Linked DNA regions of Homo sapiens: region 2 is linked to region 1. The links are chromatin loops, found by intact Hi-C in ENCODE. Cell type or tissue: Calu3. All regions are shown on one strand.

What was found. A loop is a pair of places that touch in the nucleus more often than their neighbours do. Peaks named below come from ENCODE experiments on the same cell type or tissue, not always from the same donor. Only the 100,000 strongest peaks of a DNase experiment are listed, where the experiment ranks them.
Region 2: it touches region 1 in a loop (2.3-fold over the local background); 3 of 110 quality-filtered maps call a loop at or near these places.

The regions. Positions count from the first base shown.
Region 1 is chr2:59,297,916-59,305,915 of GRCh38, forward strand. All of the region lies in intron 2 of LOC105374754 (a long non-coding RNA gene), which reads right to left. Among named protein-coding and RNA genes, the nearest start is that of LINC01793, 84 kb to the left of the region's middle. In Calu3, a CTCF peak has its summit at 4,092 (motif pointing right); a DNase peak (open chromatin) is centred at 4,076.
Region 2 is chr2:59,580,219-59,588,218 of GRCh38, forward strand. No RefSeq gene overlaps it. Among named protein-coding and RNA genes, the nearest start is that of LINC01793, 370 kb to the left of the region's middle. In Calu3, no CTCF peak of the experiment used is centred here; a DNase peak (open chromatin) is centred at 4,933.

The DNA.
Region 1 (8,000 bases):
CTTCAGGTAGCTCCACTTGTGGGGCTTACAATCAGGTATTTAGCAATCTGCTTTCCAAGGAAGGGGAGAGGGAGCTGAGGAAAGGGAGTGATGTCAGGCGATAACAGGTGAGCCTGACTCACTGCTAGCCATGGTGCACTCCTTGTTAGCAGTATCTGCAGCCCCACTGTTCCCTCCTTCCACCCCTGCTGGATTTGCCAGGCTTCTCACCAGTTTGGTAACTGAGATTATCTGCTTTTTGAACACTAATGCCATTACTTGTCTTTGAAAAGGACTGCACCCTCTCCCTGTAAACTCACCCTCTCTTCTTTGCAGAAGTGTGAAGCCTGGTTGGAATGACTGGTTCAGACAACTGGCAACCTGTCCTCTCAGCCCAAACATGCTTCCGTTTTCTGAAATAACATTCATTTTCAGGAAAAAAAATATACTGATGCTATTTCCTGTCTCCCTTTGATCCAAAATTCCAGCAACTCCTGTAGTCTCTAGCAGGTCTCTTTGAAGGTAATGTACCTAAATGTGCCTGGATCAAACTCCACTGGGCTTCTCTGTCCATGCATCAAGTAAAGTTTGATTTTGTCAGCTCAGAACAGGGTTACCTGCCTCCATTCAGAACAAGTTAACACTCAAAGAAGTTTTCACAGGAGAAATTTGATGCTACTTTCTGCTTTGCCTCTGAAGGCGCTAAAAACCCAGAAAATGGTCTCAGCACAACTTTAGTGTTGGAACTCTAAAGATGCCTTATTATCTGATGGTAAGTAGAAACATTTGTTGAAGCCCACAACTTGCCCTTAATGATACTGGGTTTTGTACTATTCTCTTATTGTTTCAGAGGTTGGCATCACCTCCTCAACAATGAATGAGAGGCTATGCAGTTAAAGAGCAGGGACTATGCTTGTATACTACTCTTGAACAAACAGGGCTCCAAGCACAGCCCTGGGCTGACTTCAATACAAATTGGCTGACTTCAATGGAAATGCAATTTGCATTTTTCAGGCTCCTTTTCCCAAAGCCACTGACACTTATTTGAAATGGTGTTCAAAGTGTTTAAATCTGTATGAGATCTAGATATCCATATTGTTATGGGCTGAATTGTGTCCCTCCAAAATTCATGAGTTGAAGCCCTAACCCCCACTGTGACTGCATTTGGAGACAGAGCCTTTAAAGAGGCAGTGAAGGTTAAATGGGGTCATAGGGTAGGGCTCCAGTTCAGAACTGGTGTCCTTACATGAAAAGGAAGAGACAGCAGAGATCTCTCTCTCTCTCTCTCTGCATACACATAGAAGAAAGGCCGTTTGCAGGCCAAAGACAGAGGCCTCACCAGAAACCAACTCTGCTGGCACCTTGATCTTGGAATTCCAGACTACAGAACTGGGAGAAAATACATTTCTGTTGTTTAAGCCACCCAGTCTGTGGTATTTCATTATACCAGCCCAAGTAGACGAATGCATACACCCCATTTCACAAAAGATTGAGAGATGCAAGTTCGCGGCAGAGCCAGGGTTAAAATACACATGTGTGCTCTCACAGCTGGTGCTCATTTCACTCTACCATGTTATAGTTGTGAGGTACAGAAAACACTGATAGAGAATGGAAGGGAACCGGAGTATACAAATAAAATATTAATATTTAATCATAGTGAATTCCTTACATTATCTTCTCCTTTTACTTGTCAATTTATCTGAGATGCAACAGCCTTTGGAAACCTACAGATCTGTAGATCGTGAGAAGGAAAGGGAAGGGGAGGCGGATGGCTTCCTCCAGAAGTGATATATATTAGGAAGTCCCAAAAATCCACTACAACAGGAAGTTTTCCACAGAGCTAATGTCAGGGAGCACCCTCCTAAGGAGATGTTTTGCTTCGTTTCATTTCTCCCAGACCATGCATATGTATGTAACTGAGATAGCTGTTTAGAACTTTTCTCTCACAGAAAATGAGATAACCATTAGGACAACAGGCTGACAATATGAAAAATGAAGTTATTCTTCCACATACAAAAATTTCAGATGAATCTAAGATCTAAGTGTAAAAATAAACTACAAAATACTGGAAGAAAGTTTGAGTGAATATTTATATAATTTTGAAGGAGGAGAGGTCTTGTCACATATGACATTGAAGACAGAAATTCTAAAAACATAATGATACATTTTTGCCTTATAAAAGTTAATCATACTTGTACAACAATAAAAGCAAACCAGTTAAAAATACTATCAACAAGTATTTAAAATGTCTGGGAATATTTGCAAATATGTAGCCAATACAGTGTTAATATATGTAATATATTTGCACATATGCAGTGAACAAAGTGTTCACATAAAATATAGTTAACAAACTGTTAAGTGTTAGTGTAAAGAGTTCTTCCTACTAACTAAGAAAATGACAAATGTTTCAAAAATATAGTGGACAAAGCATATGAAAAAGCAGCTCGTAACATAAGAATCTTAGGTGGCAAACATATAGTAAGAAAGAATAGATTCATTCTATGAGTCAAATAACTGCGCATTAAAACAATAGAAACAATTTTTCTATCAAAGCATATGGGAATAGTTTTTTTTTAAATTATAATATCCAGATTGGGAAGGGGTGTTTCCTCATTTTTATTGAGTGCCGCTGAGAGAGTAAATCAGGAAACATTTCTTGGGGACATTTGGCAATTTATCAAAGCCTTAAAATCTATTATCCTTTGACTTGATAATTCTGCTACTAGGAATTTGTCCTTAGGAAATGACTGAACAAGTAGGCATATGTACAGAAATGCTCATCACAGGTTTGGTTTATAAGATAGAACTATTGGGAGAAAATCTAAATATTCGATGTTAGGGCACTGGCTGAATAACCATACATCTGTTTAATGGAATAACCATTAAAAGTGATGATGAAGATATTATGGATTTGCCAGTATGCAAAGACATTTATGATTTATTAAGTGAACTAAACAACCTATAAAGTATAGACATATACACAAATATTTTATATTATGTGTATGTATACATTTTTTAAGAATATACACAAAAAATTAACAGTTTAGCATGAGTTATTTCTCTGGATGTGAGTTTGATTTTTCATTTTTATTCACCTGTGTTTTCTAATTTTCCAACAATAATCTGATTTTCTTCCAAAGCAGCAATAGTAAAGAAGGTGGGATAAATGAACAGAAGATCTAATTGGCGAAACAGTTTTTGGAAATGAAACCTTTTATTCTGCGAATAAGAAACACTTCTGCGGTGTTCCTTAAAGTGTGGTCTAAGCATCGTCTGTATCAGAACAATTCAGAGGCTTTCTTAGAAGTGCAGATTCCAGAGCCCAAATGTGAGGTATAAAATGGATCCCTGGGACAGTGCCCAGGAATCTACCAATTTAATAAGCCAAGCGCCCAGGTGCTTTCTATGTATTGGGAGGGCTGAGAACTATTGGCCACAGAAATTACCTGGATCCTTTACATTTCAGAGTTACTGAATGATGGTCAGTCATATTGAGTGATAACTCTGTGCTAAGTAGCTTCTAGTAGCTTCCTTATCAGTGCAGTGACTGTTGGGTGTCCATTAAGGTGTTAAGGGATGCAGCTCAAGGCATTTTTGATGCAAGGAGAAAAGCCATTTCAGTTTGCACTCTTTCCTTTCTCTCCCCAGAGCATCCCCTTTCATGATTTGTAGGCCACAGAAATTATCCTGGTCTCTAAGTCTCTTTGCATGTGAATGCCCCAGGGCACTGTCAATGGACAACAAAGTAGACATTATTCTTAGAAAATGAGCTCCAAGAGTTGGAGAGAAAGAGCCCACTCAGGAACTTGCCAAGGAAGCAACACCGGAGTAGAACGAATAGAGAGGCGTTCGAAAACTTAGCTCTCACAAGGCTGAGGTTGAGTTGGAGTGGATTGAGGAAAAGAGGAGAAAGCGTTCTTTTTTAAGCTAGCCAGTTTTCCAGGAGTGTGAGATGCCAAAACTAAGTTTTCCATAAGTTTCAGCACAAGCTCCGCATCTGTCAGCCCTCCAGACTCTGATGATAAAATGATACGCAAAGAGTGTGGTTGCTCCCAAATACCACAGTGAGTACGTCAGTCCCCGTCTGGCATATAATTGCTTTCCTAAATTACCAGCAGGTGGTGCAAGAGTTTCCAAGTCAGTGAACTTCCCCTTCACATGGCTTCTGCTCTGGGAAGTCTGGCAGTAGCCCACCCCTCCTTCTTGAGTTCCTCTCATGATCCTTACATGGCTCCTCTGTGCTCCAATAATCACAAGGGATCGGGAAGCGTCTTTAAAACGCATTTTGTACCTTTTAAAATGTGTTAAATATAAATGTAGAATCAAAGAAACATGCATTAATTATAGAACCGTGTTAAGGAATAGAGAAAAAAAAATCCCATTGCTAGCAAACCCAGCGGAAACACAAGCCTTCCCCTGTTAGCAAAAGAGGAATGGGGAAAATTAGCAGAAACCTTTAGGATTTAATGCCCTTTACCTCCTACTAAGAAGACTATGAATATGGATTTGGGAAAAGGGATTGTTGGTGGGGAAGGGATTAAATTAGCTTAACCGGAAAAATCGAAAGGAATGAGAGGATATAAAATTGGCCACATCCTGAATGGCATTGGTAGCTTCACTGGTTATATAAGAAGTGAGGAAGAATCTCTAATTGGGAATTCCCAGAATGTTGTTTTGGAATATTTCAGGCCAAGGAGGAGTGGGGAAAGTCTGTTTTAAGAAAACACCAGGCAGTCAGAAGGAAGTTCAGCAGGGTTTCCAGACCTGGCTAAGGAAGAGCTGGAAGCAAAGGGGACTAAGGCTTGAGTTTACTTGAAGTGGAATGGAAAACTACATCTCTAGTTGAGAGTGAAACTCTGACAAGGTCTCAAGACAGGGATGCTATGGGGTTCTCGATTTCAGGCATCTATAGCAAAGTGGTAGCAAATTTGGGACTGGGAGTGTTCACACGTCACATGCAAGAATTCAGATGGAGAGACAGATTGCATCATCAAATAGACATGGTATTAATGCAGTTGTGAGTATTTGTATATCTTTGATTAAAGCTTGGAAATGACACTACGGTCTTGCACAAATAGAACTCCAAAGGAAAAAGAAGGAAAATGATAGGCTCTGACACATGAGGCAGAATTTAGTCCAGGCTGAATGGATTGCTTTTTTTAAAGATCATCCCCTTTTCTAAGGAACTTTTTCACAGACCCTTTCCAGGCCTGCCTTACTGTCTCTAAAATTGCTAACTACTCTAGAGAACCAATCTAGAAACACCATGACCAAGACCTTGATATATTCAGTGACTTTGGGCAACCTATTTAAACACTATGGGCCATTACGTTAAGTCCACAAATGTAGAGCCAACTCGCAGTGAAAAGTGTGATGTTACTCTGGAAACAATAATGGGAAGATATATACCATATACAAATATGGGGTGGGGAGGAAGGGAGGACATGGAATCAATTCTATTGCACTCAACTACATTTGCTGAAATCATATACATAAATGTGTTCTAAAATGCAGCTGAAACATGGATTGCTGCTTGAGATTAGGGCTTGTTATGACAATTCAGGATACAGTGATTGTCACTAAAAGATGACTGCGGGCACATAATGAAGTAAAAAGTGCTAGTTGATAGGTAGGTGCAGGTGACGTATGACAGCTAATGAAACAATATAATGTGTAATTGAAAAATGTACTGCCTTGGTTACTGTGAATTTTATTGCCGTCCATAATAAAGGGACCAAGATTGTACATCAACGATTAATCCTCCAACATGTGTCAATTCCTGCATAAATATAGTGAAAGAGGTAGGAGCCCAGTACAGTGTTGAAAAACATATGCTAAGACAAGTGTTAGGCAAAAGCAGAGTAAAAGGCCACATTCTCTACAAAATGGCTCAATTGTCCTCTCCCCTCCCTCCATTTTAGAGCATCTCTCTAGTATCATCTGACATTTTTACCATATTTCTTGGAGAAAGTGGTATTTCTCCTCCTCATAAGGCTGAATATTGAGAATATTTCTCTTCCATAACACATATCAGCATCTAACAAATTTTATGTTTTACTTATTTCATTTTCTGTCTCTTCCTACTCTAATGTAAACTATGAGAGGCAAAGATCTTTACCTTTTTTTTTTCTTGCTGCTGCGTCTCTAGTGCTGAAACGAGTGAGGGATATATAGTAGGTACTCAATAAATGATTTCACATCTTCCTATACCTCTCAGGATCCTTAGACCTTCCCTCTTCCTAGAGATAAACCTAGAAATTTATATTATAAAGATAATAATTTTCCATCAAAGCTACTGTTGTAAATTCCTTTTCCTTTTTTTCCTGCCAGAAACCCCAAATAAGTCTGCTCTTGGCCAACATCCCCATCCACACCACATAAGCTATTTTTTATCCATTGCCCCTCAATCAAAGACTTTTTCAAATTTTACTTCCAAGTTCAAGGGGTCTTTTAATAGCCAATACCCTATGCGACTAATGTGCCACAGTTAGCCTGTTGAGGACTCTCTTCCTCTTGAAGTTTCCTTTCTCTTTTGTCTTCTATGACACTGCATACTCTGGTTTCTGTTCTTATTTATTCAAAGGATATATTTCTGTCTGCATAAGATACCTATTTTGTAACAAATGACACCAAAATTTAACAGATTAAAACAACAATGTTTATTATCTCATAGTGTCTATGGCTCAGCATTTGAGGCATGATTTTGCTGGTCCTCTGCGACATGATCTCTACACTCTACCAACAAACTCAAAACCAACACTCTACAAGACTGCAATCAAGATGCTTAAGGATACACAGTAACAGATAGATAGGAAAAATAAGTTCTAGTGTCCTATATCAATGTAGAATGACGATAGTTAACAATGTAGAGTTTCAAATAGCCAGAACTTGGATATTGAGCTGGGCCCAGTGGCTCATGCCTGTAATCCCAGAACTTTGGGAGACTGAGACAGGCAGATTACTTGAAGTCAGGACGTCAAGACCAGCCTGGCCAACATGGTGAAAACCCGTCTCTACTAAAAATACAAAAATTAGCTGGATGTGTTGGCACATTCCTGTAATCCCAGCTACTCAGGAGGCCGAGGCAGGAGAATCACTTGAACCCAGGAGGCAGAGGTTGCAGTTAGCCGAGATCATGCCACTGCACTCCAGCCTCTGGGAGAGAGTGAGACTCTGTCTCAAACAAACAAACAAACAAACAAACAAACAAAGAGGATATTGAATTTTTCCATCACAAAAAAATGATGAACATTTGAGATGATGGATACACTAATTACCCTGATCTGATCTGATCATATAAATTATATGTATAGAGACGTCACTATGTATACTATGAATATATACAATTATTATTGGTCAATTAAAAATTTTAAAAAAAATTTAACTCAAAGTTTTAAAAAGGATATTGGCCCAGGATCTGTGGCATTATCTGAAAGCTTAATTAGGGACGGATCTGCTTCCAAACTCACTCATGTGGTTGTTGGGATAATTGAATTCTCCAGGACCTGTTGGACAGCAGTCTCAGTTCCTCTCTGGCTGCTGGCTGGGGGCTGCCCTCTGTTCTTTGCCAAGTGTCCCTCTCCATCATGACAATAATGTGAGAAGAGGCAGAGAGAGTGAATACCAGAAAAACGGAAGACACAATCTCTTATGACCTATTCCTGGAAGTGAGATTTTCTCATTTTTGCTGTTTCTATCAACTAGAAACAAGCCACTACTATGTCCTGCCTGCATGCAAAGGAAGGAGATGACAGGAAGGTGTGAAAACCAGGAGACAGGAATTCTTGAGAGCCTTTTAGGATATTGAGTTCCACAGTCACCTTCATTGACTTCTTTCTGTGCTTCTACTCCATCAAATGGACAGTCTTCAACGTTCTGTCCTCACTTCTCTTTATTCTAAAAATACTTCCCTGTTTCTGGCAAATACTCATTAATACCATAAATACTCATGCCATAAAGCTTTATCACTTTTGTGTAATGATTTATATTCATCCTGTTCAACTCAGATGTCCCATAGTCAC
Region 2 (8,000 bases), 280 kb after region 1:
CAGGACTCCAGCTGATACACCATGTTTCTTTCCTTCAAGGAATGGATGCTGGTGGGTAAGAATATACCCTGAATGAACATCCAACAATGTTAATAGTCACAAATTTTCTAAGCCTTATTGGATTCAGATATTTGTAATGTTGTCCCAGCTGATAAAAGTAACCTATGACACTAACTCTTTCTCTGTTGGAAATGTGCTCATAGAATTTTTTCATCATTTCTAGATGCAAATATATTTCCTGTCAAGCATTCCTATGGAATCTTAATGGTTACAAATACTCTGCTTTCTTTTTAGAATATATAACAAAGACATTGCAATGGTTTACAATGGATTGGTGTGGGAATGCCATGCAAGGCTTATGTGTGTGTTCTGTCTAAACAGGACCCATGGTAAAAATCCATCCTCTATTTCACATCTTCCATGCTAGCATATCCACACATCCACATATAATCAGGAAACAATAAAAAATCCACATTGGGATGGAGCTGGAGGCCATTATCCTAAGCCAACTAACACAGAAACAGAAAACCAAATATCCCATGTTCTCACTTATAAGTGGGAGCTAAACACTGACTACAGATGGACACTCAGAAGGGAGCAACAGACACTGGGGCCTACCTGAGGATGAAGGAGGGAAGAGGATGAGGATAGATAAACTACCTATCAGGTACTATACTTATTACCTGGGTGACTAAATAATTTGTACACCAAACCCCCATGACACACAATTTACCTATGTAACAATACTGCACATGTACCCAGAACCTAAAATAAATTTAAAAACCACATTGGCCTTTCTTTTCCCATTCACAATCTTTTCTGTTTCATTTTCTCTACCAAAGACATGAAATCTCTCTCATGCCTCCTGTATGGAGTTCTAACAAATTTTTGATGGTTTTACTATTCTCCTTGGGTTTCCCCCATGTTTCCCTTTTATCTTTTTTAAACAGATGAAGTCTTCCTAACTAAAGGCAACACTCAAGGTGACTTTTTAATTCCCTGTTTCCTGAATGACTATTAAGATGTTTTAATATATAACAAAGACATACTATTTTTCACATTATCCTTGATTTCCTTCTTAATACAACCCAATATCTTATTTATTTACAAAATTTTTTTCCTGTATGTCATGTCAACATATTCTTTGAGCCGTCGACTGTGACTTCTCGATTTCTTTCTTGAGAGGCTGTAGGTAATTCAGAAGCTATTAGTGTACTGTGTATGAGTAGTTTGAATTGGTTCTTCCACTGTGTCTTACCTTGAACTTGCAACACTGAATTCTATTCACTATCGTGGAGCTTGATTACTTAAATGCCTTTGGTCTTTCTGAAGTTCTCCCCACCCCTTATTCTTGACTACATCTATGTTTAGTATCTGAATAATTATGTGGTTAAATAAATTTGCTGCCCTGCCACTTCACCCCATCTTTCAGGTTGTTAATAAACTTACGGAACACCAGTGTCACTTGTGATCCAGAGGCCATCAACTAATTTCTGAGCTGATAACTAGTAATTTTTTGCAGCATCCTTCCTTTTAACCAGTTTTCAATCCAATACTGCTAGAATTCAAGTTTTATTTCCTTAAAGACACTTAAAAAGTCCATTATTATTCAGCAAAAATAAAAATAAAGCTATTACAAAGACACAGTCCATGTATTATCCTGACTTAACATTCGATAGCTTTCTTAAGATCTCAGCCCATGGCCACTAATTTAGAAAAAATAAAAATGAATGATTTCCCAGTTATTTCTTCTTATCAAAAAAGTTTTTTTTTTTTTTTTAATAATCAAGAGGTAAGGCATCATGGGATATAAGTTAATATTAAAGGCAATTTTCTAACCTATTGAGACTCATCAAACTATGCATTTATTAATATTTACATGTGGAATGCACTGTACTAGGTACTCTCATCCAAATAAAGAAGTTTAAAGGCTACATTTCTTACTTGCCTTAGGGGAAATAAAACATAAGCAAAAACTTAACAAATGTGCCTTTAAAGAGTTATGTAAGAGGACGGGCGCGGTGGCTCACGCCTATAATCCTAACACTTTAGGAGGCTGAGGCGGGTGGATCACAAGGTCAGGAGTTCAAGACCAGCCTGGACAAGATGGTGAAACCCTGTTTCTACTAATAATACATAAATTAGCTGGGTGTGGTGGTGGGCGTCTGTAATCCCAGCAACTCAGGAGGCTGACGCAGAGAATTGCTTGAACCCGGGAGGTAGAGGTTGCAGTGAGCTGAGATTGCGCCACTGCACTCCAGCCTGGGTGACAGAGTGAGACTCTGTCGCAAAAAGAAACAAACAAACAAACAAACAAAAAACAGAAAAAAAAAAGAGTTATGTAAGAATGCATGTAGCAATATGGCAGAATTCCAAGGAATAAATTAAAAACAATTTAATGTTAATTGTCAAATTAATGTTAGAAGCAATAAATACTAAGGGTTCTCTGAAGGTAAAATCTTACTTGATAGGTTTCATGGTGGTGTAGAAAGAACATGGACTTTGGAATCAGACTTTGGCTTGAATTTTCTCTGTCACCAATAAACACATTTGATCTTAGCAATTTATACACTTTCTGAATCTCAGTTTTCTCAGAAAAAAACAATGCCCAAATTATTTTAAAAATTGAATGAAAGGACATATGCAAGGCCCCTAGCAGAGTGCCAGCATAGTGTTCAATGCATTAATTCCATATGCTTTCTCTTAACTAAGAGAAAGCACATAAACTGAACATTAAATTATATGTAGGATGATTAAGTGGAATTTTGACAGGTGTGGGTTCCTTGAACAGATGCACAAGGTGAGACAATAATATGTAAATCTAAACACAACAAACACATAGACTAATTTAACTAGAGCTGAAATGTTCTTAGGGGCATACATGAATGAACAAGATTAGGTATCTAGGTTTTTACCAGGTTTTGGAAGACCTTGAATCATAGTCTAATGAGATGAATCTTGAACAAGAAATGCATAAAGTAACCCCAAGTATAATAATTTTTTTTCTCCAGAAAGATTGATTCTCATACCCTCACTTCCATGGGGGGAGTATACTTTCTCATTCTACTGAGGTTAGTCTTGCTCATGTTACTTGCTTTGGCCTCACAATGGGTGGTTGTTCTTCCTCATTCTTTTCTTCATATCTGGGTTTGACCATGTGACTCTCTTTGGCCAATGGAGCATGACACACAGGATGAAAGAAGAGACTTGTAAAGTATTTGTAAGTTAGGCTCTTGAGTCTGTCTCATTGCTGTAAGAGACTGTGCTTGGGTTAGCTTACTGGTTTCAAGAGGAAAATGAGTCAAATACAGCGACGACATCCCTGACAAGTTTCCTTGGGTCAATCAAGCCAAGTCAGCATTCCTAGAGATTTGTGAGAGTGCCCAGACAAGATCAGTACAGCCACCCATCTGAGTCCAGCCCAGATCAGTCAACTTCCAGCGAAACCAAAGACATGGCAGCTAACAAAATACATTTTGTTATATTCCACTGAGATTTTTTTTTTTTTTTTTTTTTTTGAGATGGAGTTTCACTCTTGTTGCCCAGGCTGGAGTGCAATGGTGTGATCTTGGCTCACTGCAACCTCCGCCTCCCAGGTGAAAGTGATTCTCCTGCCTCAGCCTCCCGAGTAGCTGGGATTACAGGTATGCACCACCATGGCCGACGAATTTTGTATTTTCAGTAGACACAGTGTTTCTCCATGTTGGTCAGGCTGGTCTCAAACTCCCAACTTCGTCACCTCATCCTGAAAATGATCCCTAAAGTTCATTTTAGCACAAATATATACAATTCTGAAACATGATACTATCAAATGTAGATGTTCAGGACTTCAGTCTTATCTTCCTGGGCAAGATGCTAATTCCAATATATCATGTTCATGTGGCAGAGATTGCCTTCATTTTACAACCACACTGTAGAGTGTACGACATGAAACACAGTAATGCTAAAGCCTTATTAGCTGCTTTCTTAGCAAACCATTAAGGGAAAAATGTTAGTCTAGGAACTGCTTTTGAGCATTCCATCCTTTGTGTGAACCCAGTACACATCTGAATCATCCACATTTATTTGGATGGAATTATCTGATGCTTCAAAAATAAATCTTGTGTCCAAAATTCAAGTCTTTTCTTTCTTTTTCTGTTTCCATGCTTCTATAGATTGCCAGTTGTTCTGTGTAAATTACCATACCAACTTCCCCAACTTGCTAATCCCTTCACCTGTGCACCATAAACAGGGAGGCAAGGTAATGGTGCTGATAACAACAGCTACCACATCTGCAGGATTCTTGGCGTGCACTGGACAATACTCCAAGCACTTTATATACACAGGATCAACTCACTGAATCCTCACAAAAATCCTTCAAGTGTTATTATTCCCATTTTACAGATAAGGTACCTGAGACATAGAGTGGTTAAGGGACTGACCCAAAAGATCTCATAGCCAGTGAATAATAGAGCTGAGATAGAGGTCCAGTGCTTTAGACTTGTTTCCTGGAATCATAGTAGGTTGAAATTTGTTTCTATCCTTTCTCACCATTTGACCTTGGGCAAGATATTTGATTGTTCTTAGTTTCAGCTTCCTCATCTGGAACATAAAGATAATTATCCATGTTTTATATTTTTCTTTCTTTGTGTTTGGTGAAAAATAAAGTTACAGTATATAGAACACCTGGCATCAATTAAATACTCAATAAATGATAGCTACTACTATTAAATATGGCCTCCTAACAGTTGGAAGCAATCTCATGAAAAGTTAAAATGTTTGGAGAGAATTGTAAGTAAGCCAAGGTCCAGTGTGGCAAAGGGGGAGTAAGAAGAAGGAGGGGAAGGAGGGCACTCAAAATTAAAAAATGGCTCTCAAAATTGATTTGCACAACTTTCAAGAAGCTGACACCTAGATATTCAACCTCAGGATCCAGAATGCCCCCTGGTGGCCTGGGGGCCCTCTAGCCCTCTGACTTGGGGTAAATGGGAGTAGCTTTCTCTTACTGCATAGGTGGGTCTCCAGAGCCACTCAGAGGAAGGGGCTAAAAAGGAACCTGCTTCTCAGAGAGCAGCCACCTGAGCGCTCTGTTTCTTTTCAACACTAACTTTATTAAGATATCAGAGCTGGCACAGGTAGGTGGCTGCAGGGGAAACCATGAGCGGGTAAAAAGGTGGGGGGAGGCAAGCACTTAATAAAAGATATTTCTTTTCCTTTTTTTAATCTAAGTCTGGCAGAAACACCGTTAAAGGCTGACTGAGAGTTGGTGATTTTTTTTTTTTTTAAGAAAAAGCACTTTCTCTTTCTAAAGAGAAAGAAAGATGCCCATTTTCCCCAATTCACTTAGTGCACAGAATGTTTTCCTCTAGGTATTCATCCAATTAACTGGTCAGACAGCTGGAATCTGATACAGGGAATAAACAATTCTTCAAAGAGAAACCACTCAGCGCTTTTCTTTGGAGAACTCTCTCCATCCAAATACAACCCCCTACCCTCCCCCTTTTCTTTTTTCCCCTTGTTCCCTATAATCCTGGGTCTGGCCTGGATGTCACAGCTTCAGAACTGAGAACTGTCATCTGCGGTCTGCCACTCTCCCTACCCTGCCATGAATGACACTTTAGTTCTGTGTTAATTGCCCTACTGCAGCTCGGCTATCAGCCAGGGCCTGTCTCAGATTTACCGATTGCAGACGTGAGTAGAGTGAGTGAGCAAGCATGCAGGGGTCGGGGCTCAGAGGAACCAAGTTCAAGGGCACCAAATGGTACAGACGCATAAACAAGGGAATGGTATATAAGCAATAAAGACATAAAGGTTAGGATCAGGACTAGCAGTACAATAAACAGCTGTGATAACCCAGTTTGTTTACAGATAAAGAATTTACAGTAAAATCCTCAACTTGAAGCCTACATTTGTTAACACTTTAGGAGACATATACTGTCTTTACATCTTTTCTTGCTCCATCTCTGTGCACTCTGCAAACATCTGTGGCCATCTCAGGGATTTTTCTCCTCTTTTCTTTCCAATATTAGAAGTGTATAGTCATCACATCAGCCAGAAATAGATGCTGAACCCAAAAATCTCAGTGTTTGGTAGCAGTCAAAATATCACAGCAGCTACAAATTCCAAAAGACAGCTACTTCTAGCTGCTACTGCTCTAGTGTCCCATTAAATATCTCTATTTTTCAAGCTGCAAAGTGTTCTTTGCACTCCATTTTTCCTAATTTTATTTTAATATACGTAAGTAGTGTAAGTAACATTTCATTAGAATGCCTATAAATTTGGCTCTGTGTATGTTGTGATAACTTTCTTTTTAAAAATAGATTTTTGAGCATAATCAAGTATTTGGTGAAATCACCACAGTGCTCCTTAATCATCCTAGGAGGCCCCCATCAGAAGTACAATATATTGTACTGTAACTATTGATCCAAATGGCTACATTTCTAAAGCAGAAAATGATTGTGTGAGAGCAGTGCAGAGGTGCAGTAAAATGCCCTCCAGTATATAAAGACATAAAGATTAAAGTCACCCTGTAGATTCCCTTTAACTCCTCCAAATCCACTGTGGAATGTGTTCTTTTAGGATAAATCAGAAATGTGGTGCAAATTAACATGACAGGGATGGCGTTCATAAATAAAAATGCTTTATTGTCCAGACTAGACCAAGTTCATTTTGCTTTAAATACACAGAAAGATGGTTAATTAAAACCACAGTTGTCAAAAAAGGAACATCTGAATATCTTGGAGGCAAAACAACACCCCCAAAATTTGTCAGACAGAACACGTATTCTGGATAAGGAACCTAGACGTCAGGACACAGGATGCCCTACAGTGTTAATACCAACAGTTTTCGGGGCTATGGATAGTCTTCAATTTCTATAAAGTTAGAATGTTTTCCAAAGACAGGTGGAATCTGATGAATGAGATTTTAAATTGTGCTTTGCTGAAGGGCGTTTGTTGTTTAACCATTTCTTGTCTCTGCCTCCTGCAAGTTGCCACTTAAATAGTTTTTAAAGAAACCATATTTAAATAATACCCTATAGAGTTTGGTGTATAAGGTCTACTACCAAATTAACAGTTAAGTAACTTTGCGATAGAAAAGGATCTTTCTGGTTTTGATTTGGTTTCATGCTGGAAAAAGCACAAAGGAATTCCATGTTTTAAAATAGCCTCAGAGCTCAGATGACGGAGCCAAGACTTGGCCTAAACATATTGAAGTTTAGGGGAATTATTTATTATCACTTCAATTAATAAACCAGCTTGTTTTCACCAATGTTCCCTTGTGTGTTGAAATGCCAGTTTGTGTCAAAAGGAATCCATACATTGATTGCACGTACAAAGATCTGACGGAAGAATTTTAATGACTCTGTGGTGCCGCCAATGGTACCAGGCTTGGCCTTACAAGTAGCAAGTAGAATTGCCATTTATATTTCAAAAGATTTAAGGGCCTTGTGGAGGTCTGTGATCTGCAGAGGAAAATGTTACACTGAGCTGAAGGTATGCATGTGTTCTCCCTCCGTCGTCGTTCACCTCTGAGCAGATGTTCAGGGTGAACCAGGCAGGAATGAGAGGCCCAGCAGGACTCACTTCACTCAGCAGATCTGTGGCAGAAGAAAACATTCCTGGAGAGAGCTTCCCAGCCCACGGGAGGATCAGCAGTGCCTAAAGCTGGTCCTGAAACTAGGTTGGCTTTTTAAAACAATGAAGAACTCGAGGAGCAATAAAAGAGAAAGAGATGAATGAGAACTAGAGAGAAGTGGGAGTTGCTGGGGAAGAAGCAAGGAAGAAAAATGAGAGAGAGGAAGGGAGGGATGGAGGGAAACAGGCAGAAGCTCCTTTCTTCTGCCTCCAGGTAGTTGCACAAGAACAAACATCATTTGGTTTTGAAGTGGAGTGTATTACATCATTATATGATTATTTGGGAATTCATTAGTTTCTCTGATCAACACAGACATGTCTACAAATGATGTATTTGAGTATTGGATTAATCCTTCTCTGAGAGGCTTTTGAAGGGCAGCAAAGAAT